Regions from separate parts of the Homo sapiens genome. Here region 2 is linked to region 1. The links are chromatin contacts, found by Hi-C or POLR2A ChIA-PET in ENCODE. All regions are on one chromosome and are shown on one strand. Each heading gives the region's core, a stretch centred on a gene start or an enhancer-like site at or near the end of the contact. The rest is flanking DNA. Distances are from core to core; before and after follow the strand shown.

Region 1 (3,797 bases), core at 274-2,773:
CCCCATTTGTAAGGCATTTTATTTCTTTATAATATCTAGAAATAACTTCAGTTCCAGTGAAATCCAGATCTGTGGTCCCATCCCACTCCCCAGCCCTGGTTCTCTCCCCTTCCTCTCTGCTTGTCTTCTGTGACCTCAGCGGGCTCCATCAGGTGGGGGTATCCCCTACTGACCAGACTGGCAGAGCTAATGCCGGCTGGAGGAACGCTGCCGTGTTTGTTTTTGCAGTTCCTGGATTTGGTTTAATGTACAATTGATTTTTTAAATGTATTTAATCATTTTTTTCTTACCTCTTAAGGATTAACCTGCACAAACCTCATTTTATCCTAAGTGTGGCTTTGGGAGGAAGGGAGGAGAAAATTGAGTTTCTCCAGCTTATTTTATTCTTTTACGCTTTATTTTCCAAATGGCTTTTCCTGCCGAAGCAGCTTTGTATAATACAATGTATTTTCGTGGCCATTACTTACTCATTACTAACTGGTCTCTCCTGCTTCCCTTTGTCTGTGAACTAAATACAGGGGGCCTCAAGATAATTGGTAGCTCCATCACTGACCCACCAATTATAGATCAGCAGGGAAGGCAGCCCAGGGATGGTTTGTGGTTGGCACAGGCTGCCCACCTAGAAATGTGAGTTATTCTCTACCTGCCACCAAGTTGGGCTTGACTAGATCGATCCTTTCCTAATTTTGGACTTTGGCATCTCTAATTGCATCACACGGCTCCCTGGTTTACAGGTTTCAGCCTCATTTCATCCCTACACGTGCTGCTGGTGTCTTTCTTAGTTCATGCCTCCTTGGCATGTCTACAAAGTATTAATTTGCAGAGGTTTTGTTTGTATTTTCCTTTGAGGTTCCCTGGTGCCTAGAATGGTTAGATGGCAGGCTGCAGATAAATAATTCTGTTGAAACAGCAGGTTTCTGTGCATTTTTGTCTGGTGTGTCCAAGTAAAGGCAAGTCTTTGTGGGCACCATATTAAGCCCCCTTTTTGAGCATTTATCTGATTTGTGTTCCAGCTTATCTACTTTGCTCTGGCATGGAGAAGGAAAAGTCCCATTTCCTGCTAGGCTGCCAGGCACTTATGTAAGACTTTTAGGTGCCAAAGTAGGAAAGGAGTCCCTGTGTTGTATGGCCGTATATATTTTGCATGTGTGTTTCCTGGCTGTTTGGCACCTAGGCACTTTGCTAAGCCCTGTATGGGTTGGGCATATACCGTATTGCTCAGCTCCTGGCAGAAAATAGGCACTCATACATATTTGTGGAATGAGTGAGTGTGTGTGCTCACTTATGTGCGATGGAGATGATGAGCCAAGGAGTTGGATTGCACAGTTGCTGCCTGGCGTCCTGCTAGGAACTTAGGGTGCAACATTCCCACTGGGCCACACATATGCCGATGTTCAGTGGATGACTGCTACGCAAGCAACATAAAGAGGCCATTTTATGAAAGGGAACATCAGAGGAAACATTATAACTGAGACCTTTATAGCCTTTCCATTATTATGGTTTAAATCTTGACAGTCTTTATTTGCAATGACACTGGGACCAGTAAAGACAATGCTCACTCCCACCTCCTCGTTCTCCACATCCTGTTCCGTAGCTGTGGTGCACCGATAGGCATCGTTAAATGTGCAGGCAGCAGAGCTGCTGGTTTGTCTAGAAACAGCCCCTTTTGACTCAGAAGTTGGAACCCAGATGACTCACCATTCTATTTGTTTTATTGCAACTGTCATTTCATAAAATGCCCTGACAGCTTTAAACTGTAAATGCCAAAGTGAGGTTTTTGTCTTTTTTATTTTGTTATCTCCTGTTTTTTCTAATCTTTTATATTTCTATTTTCTCCTTTCTTTTCAGACTTATTTTCTCTTTCATTACTGTCTCTTTCTCTGTCCCTCCCTTCCTTCCTGCCTCCCCCCTTTGATGACTCTAATGGCATGAGTAGTTGAAGTGGTTTTTGCTAACATCATGGTGCGTTCTTTCCAGCTTTAATGCTATCTGATTGAGCGTGTCTCCCCTCAGATTTTTGTGTAGGGTTTAGAAATGGAAATGACCATGCACATCAGAGTTTAAATTTTCCTAGGAAAGTCTGCCATGAACTGTAGGACCTATAACTTCTAGAGATGGAGGGACCCCTGACATCTGTGGACTATGGACTCCTGACTTCTGTGGACTCTAGAATTTATGACTTCTGTGGATTGTGGGGCCTCTGACTTCCATAGACCGTGGGACTGTGACTTCTGTGGACCCAGGGACCTCTGAATTCCATGGACTGTGAGACCTCTGACTTCTGTGGCCTGTGAGATCTCTGACCTCTGTGGCCCGTGGGACCTCTGACTTCTGTGGTCTCTGGGACCTGTGACCTCTTTGACTTCCAAGTCTTCTGTGGACTGCAGGACCTCATCAACACGTGTATTGCCAGAAGAGAGGCTTGATTGTGTTAACCTGTTTCTCTCCAGAGGTGTCACATACTAGAATTTCTGCTCAGTCTTATGGCTTAGGTGGGGTGTTGAGTCTAAATATATATATTTTTTGAGACGGAGTCTTGCTCTGTCACCCAGGCTGGAGTGCAGTGGCATAATCTTGGCTCACTGCACGCTCCGCCTCCCGGGTTTACGCCATTCTCCTGCCTCAGCTTCCCGAATAACTGGGACTACAGGCGCCTGCCCCCACGCTCGGCTAATTTTGGTATTTTTAGTAGAGACAGGGTTTCACCATGTTAGCCAGGATGGTCTCGACCTCCTGACCTCGTGATCTGCCCTCCTCGGCCTCCCAAAGTGCTGAGATTACAGACGTGAGCCACCGTGCCTGGCCCAAGTCTAAATTTTTAAGGACTAGAGCTCTCAGACCAGGACTTTCTGGATCTTTTTTTCTGATACCCAACACTGTGGCACTTGACTAAGTCACCTGATTGATGACATGAGCATTGCTGGGTGTTGAAACACCTGGCCAGGGAAACAGAGACTTCTGTGGATTCATCCAAAGGATGGCAGACAGATTGTGGAATTTTAATGAAGGTGGGGTGGATCCCTGATGTTCGCCTGCTTTGAAGCATAGCAGAATCCCAGCATTAACTTCAGGGGTGTTGGTTGGAAACCTGCACTGGCGTCGGTGGTTATATTCCACATTTGTCAAATCCTTAAATCCAACTGAACTAATTTTAGAAGTAGCTAGTTATAATGAAAAAGAACAATATATTCAGATGCATAGGATCGTTTTTAAATGAAATGCTCCCTGTTCTTTTCCTTCTTTTTTTTTTTAACTTTTATTTTTTATGATGGAGTCTTGCTCTGTCGCCAGGCTGGAGTGCAGTGGCGTGATGTCGGCTCACTGCAACCTCCGCCTCACGGGTTCAAGCGATTCCCTGCCTCAGCCTCCTGAGTAGCTGGGACTACAGGCGTGTGCCACCACGCCCGGCTAATTTTTTGTATTTTTAGTAGAGATGAGGTTTCATCGTGTTAGCTGGGATGGTCTGGATCTCGTGACCTCGTGATCCACCCACCTTGGTCTCCCAGAATGCTGGGATTACAGGCGTAGGCCACCGTGCCCGGCCCTTTTCCTTCTTTTATAAAAGGCCTTTGGTCTCTTTTGGCCTTCAGGGTGAGCCATCCTTTGACTTATATTAGAATACATTTTTTTTCCTGTATGCCTCCAATGAAGGAGAGTGTGAGAGTGTTTTCTATGATGTGAGTGGGAGAAAATAGCGTGTTTTCACAATAGTTAACAAATTGATGGCTGTGAGTTTTGAAAGTGAGTTCTGTATATACACTGGGGTAGGATTCCACATAGAATGCTGTTTTTCACCC
Region 2 (3,564 bases), core at 576-3,075, 1.3 Mb after region 1:
TGAACCCGGAAGGCAGAGGTTGCAGTGAACCAAGATTGTGCCATAGCACTCCAGCCTGGGCGACAAAAGCAAAACTCCATCTCAAAAAAAAAAACAAAAACAAAAAACAGAAACAAGTAATCAGAGCCACCAGGGCACAGACAGGCCAACAGAGGGCATAGGGTCATCTGGCAGTCTGGTTAAGAAAATAAGACAAACACTTAAAAACAAACAAAACACTTGCACAGCAATGGGCAAACACACAGTAGTGAATGGGTGTGTGGTGACATGGCACAACAGAGGAAAGCCCAGGTGAGGTTCATTTCTTTCAGACTGTCCACCACTAACCCTGTGTACCTAACCATTTGGGGTCTTAGACTCTTTTGACAATCTGATTAAATGCACTGCTCCCTTCCCCTGAAATACACACACAGGTGCACAGACTACACGGGGATACATCCAAAGACAAGGAGTTGATTCCAGACTAAGAACCCTGGGCCAAAGCTTTCTCCCTCTAGGGCTGCTCTCTTTCATTCTGACCTCAAACTCCAGATTCTCAGTGGGGATGGCTGTGGGGAGTGAGGAACGGGGGCGGGGGGGAGGAGTAACAGCAAGAGCAGCCAGTTGGCTTTCCTCCAGCGTTTAAGGGCGCACCTCGTTAATTGCTTGCTGGAACAGAACCTAGAGTAGGAGGAAGCTGAACCACCTGTAAACCCTCTGATTTTCAAAGACTTATTGCATTCCTAGTATATGCCACGCATGTGCCATATTTGTAAGCCAACTCCCACGATTTATCCGTTATCAGCTGGACTCCCATAGCACCCTGGGTTGTAACTGTGGGTGAAAAGGCCTGTCTCCTTTCTCTTTCCCCAGTTCCCTGAGACAGGACCGGTGTCCTGCCTGGGGTATCCCCAGAGTTTGGCACACGGTGATAGCCAACATTCACTGAGCGCCAAAGGGCCAGGTGCTGCCACTCTCTCAAAATAAGCCTCTGCCACTTACTGAACAACTAGTCTGCGCCAAGCACTGGGATACTAAGCCTACGACTCCCAGAAAGGTCCCGGCGGACCCCCGTGCGCAGCGGGACGCAGTGGGCGCCAGGGACCGCAGTGCCCCGGGCCCAGCGCTCTTCTCCAGGTGATCGCCGGGGAGGCAGGTTTAAAAGGCAGGAGCCGGAAGCCGTCTCGGCGCCCAGGTGGCCGAGAATCCAGTCACCAGGTCACTGAGTCACCGATGGGGGCGAGGACACGGGCCTGGGCCGGTCAGAGGGGCGGGATCGTCACCCCTGGCTCAGGGGCCCCTCCGTCCAGGCAGGGAGCCAAAGTCAGTCTTCGCTTGAGGGTTGGCGGTCGCTGGAAGTGGTAGCCATTGGGAGTTACACTAATCCCGCGAAGGGTGCGCAAGGGAGGCGGCAGCCCCCCCCAAGAAGAGAGGCAGGCCGGCCTCCAGCGCTCCCCGCCCACAAGCACGTCCTTGCCCCCGGGAGGTTGTTTGCCGGCTCCAGGATCTCCCTCCCGGCGACCCCGGCCTCGCCGTCACTCACCCTCCAGTCCCGGGTGACTCAGAACGCTCGGCCGCCGGCCGCACCACTGTGGCCGCTGCAGGGGCGGGGAACGCAGTGAAGGGGCGCGGCGCAGGTGTCAGGTTGCTGGAGAGGCGGGCCTACAGGGCGGAAACCACCGGCGCGGGTGACCGGAAGCCCCGCCCCCAACATGGCCGTGCCCACAGGTCTCGTTGGAGGCCGTGCCTTTATCGTCATGTGACGCGAGTCCTCGCCCCACCCGTCTGCAGCCACTCCTGGTCTCAGTCCCAGAGCTCGAGAGGGCCACGTGACCGTCCCGGGGCCAGTCACGTGAGGCGCAGATCCTGGCTGGGAGGGGGTTGGTAGAGGGGTCCAGAGTGGCAGTAAAGGAGGAAGATGGCGGGGTGCAGGGGGTCTCTGTGCTGCTGCTGCAGGTGGTGCTGCTGCTGCGGTGAGCGTGAGACCCGCACCCCCGAGGAGCTGGTAAGAAGCCGGCGGAGTCGGCCTGGGGAGGGGGCGGTTGCTAAGGGACTGAGAGAGGCGTTGCCGGGGGTGGGGCCGGGCCAATCTGGGCCCGCAGGTGGCAGCGGGTGGGGCCTGGGGACCGCAGCCAGGGCTCTCGAAGCGTCTACCCTGCTTCACGTGCCTAAGTCTGGGGTCTTTTCTCATAACCCCTCCTGGAATCTGAGGGAGAATCCAGGCCAGCTCCAGTAAATCCCACCCATGTTTCCTTTTATTTCCATCTGAAAAGAGTTTGGAATGAAACAAGCGTTTTCAGAATGAGCTTCCTCACAGGACTTTGTGCTTATCATGCTGCTGTTTTAGCTTCTCCAGTCCTTTCTCACTCTATCCCTCACCCTTTCTGGGTCACTGACAGTCCAGCTTCCCCCTGCAAAGCATCCTGGGAAAACTTGAGTTGTGTTCCCAGAGTTGACAAGTCCTTTCTGATTTCAGATACGTCACACTGTCAAATGGAACCTGCATTTTTACCCCCCTTTTCAGCTGGCGTTGGACATCTTTGAGGTGTCCTGAAGAGGAGGGTGGTTATTTGGAGACTATCAGTGGAAATGAAGAGCTCAGCTGATGGCTGTAGATCCTCACCCACATGGTCCCTCACCCCTGAAAGGTTTTTTTTGAGGGCTGGTTCCTATTTGATAATGGCTCCAGATGATTTAGAAGCTAGCCACTGATTTCAGTAAATACTTCTGCCTCCTTCCACTCCTAACCACTAAAAAAGGCTCCCTCTGCGGATCTGTTTTTCTAGACCATCCTTGGAGAAACACAGGAGGAGGAGGATGAGATTCTTCCAAGGAAAGACTATGAGGTGAGCTCCTTTGATACTGCTTGGGCAACTAAAGTAGTGAGTGGCCTGGTCACTTCAGGCCGAAGCATTATGATTCCAACCAGAGATGCTCTTTGACCTTCTGTCCCAGGGAGTGAGTGGGTAAGAGAACTTCCTTCTAGGAAAGAGACTGTTTAGCAAGCCCTTTTCTCACCTTAACCCCAAAACAAGGTCTGGTGTTTTTACACGTTTATAAATCTGTGGCACCTTAACCTGGATAGAGTATGTATTTGCCATTAAACTGTTTGCTTTTACAGCTTACAGAGAGACTTAGAGTGAAAGGCACTGGCAGGCAGTATGTGCCCCTAACAGGTGTGTGCTTATAAACTGTTAAGGAGGCCTTGCTTCTCTTCTAGGAGAGCTTGCTTTTCAGATATTTTCTTGCTCAAGCAGCTTCTCTCTGACATGTTCTTGATTAAGTTCCACCTTTCATGTATGGGATTCTTAGAGTATGTGTTTTTAGTAAAGCCAACACTGCTGGGGTGAAACAACATGCGTGACTTTTTATCATTAAATTCTTAAACGTAATAAAGAAGGTAGAGAAAAGCCTATAACTCCATTCATTAAAAGATGACTGTTAACACCTTACTAAGTATCTTTCTACATCCTTACCCATGCTTTTATATACATGATACATGCTTTTTTTAAGTAACAAAAATGAGATTCCACTAAATCATCTATTTTAACCTGTCCCACTCACCCCCTTTATTATACTTTTTGT

The links. A loop is a pair of places that touch in the nucleus more often than their neighbours do. ChIA-PET counts read pairs that join two places held with the same protein, here RNA polymerase II (POLR2A). Pooled maps may share reads with other maps.
Region 2: a map of CD4-positive, alpha-beta memory T cell shows a loop between it and region 1 (10-fold over the local background). The contact joins the promoter of CLCN6 here to the enhancer-like site in region 1. A Hi-C loop is called at or near these places in 1 of 168 maps with a recorded cell type or tissue (CD4-positive, alpha-beta memory T cell) and 5 of 50 pooled maps. POLR2A ChIA-PET finds 5 or more read pairs at or near these places in 3 of 52 experiments (RWPE1, activated CD4-positive, alpha-beta T cell and activated T-cell).

What each region holds. Positions count from the first base shown.
Region 1 is chr1:10,509,453-10,513,249 of GRCh38, forward strand. The region is part of intron 2 of PEX14 (peroxisomal biogenesis factor 14); the gene reads left to right. Among named protein-coding and RNA genes, the nearest start is that of PEX14, 36 kb to the left of the region's middle. Within about 2 kb of position 1,524, at least 19 of the 41 ENCODE cell types and tissues checked have a DNase peak (open chromatin) inside an H3K27ac peak, as active enhancers do.
Region 2 is chr1:11,804,366-11,807,929 of GRCh38, forward strand. It overlaps CLCN6 (chloride voltage-gated channel 6), which reads left to right and starts at 1,826. Exons shown (of 23, transcript NM_001286.5): 1 at 1,826-1,984; 2 at 2,766-2,825. The coding sequence starts at 1,898. It overlaps MTHFR (methylenetetrahydrofolate reductase), which reads right to left and starts at 1,599. Exons shown (of 12, transcript NM_005957.5): 1 at 1,523-1,599. RefSeq lists enhancers at 1-174, 1,471-2,456, 1,654-1,763, 1,774-1,853, 2,304-2,373 and silencers at 1,284-1,333, 1,354-1,403, 2,074-2,123.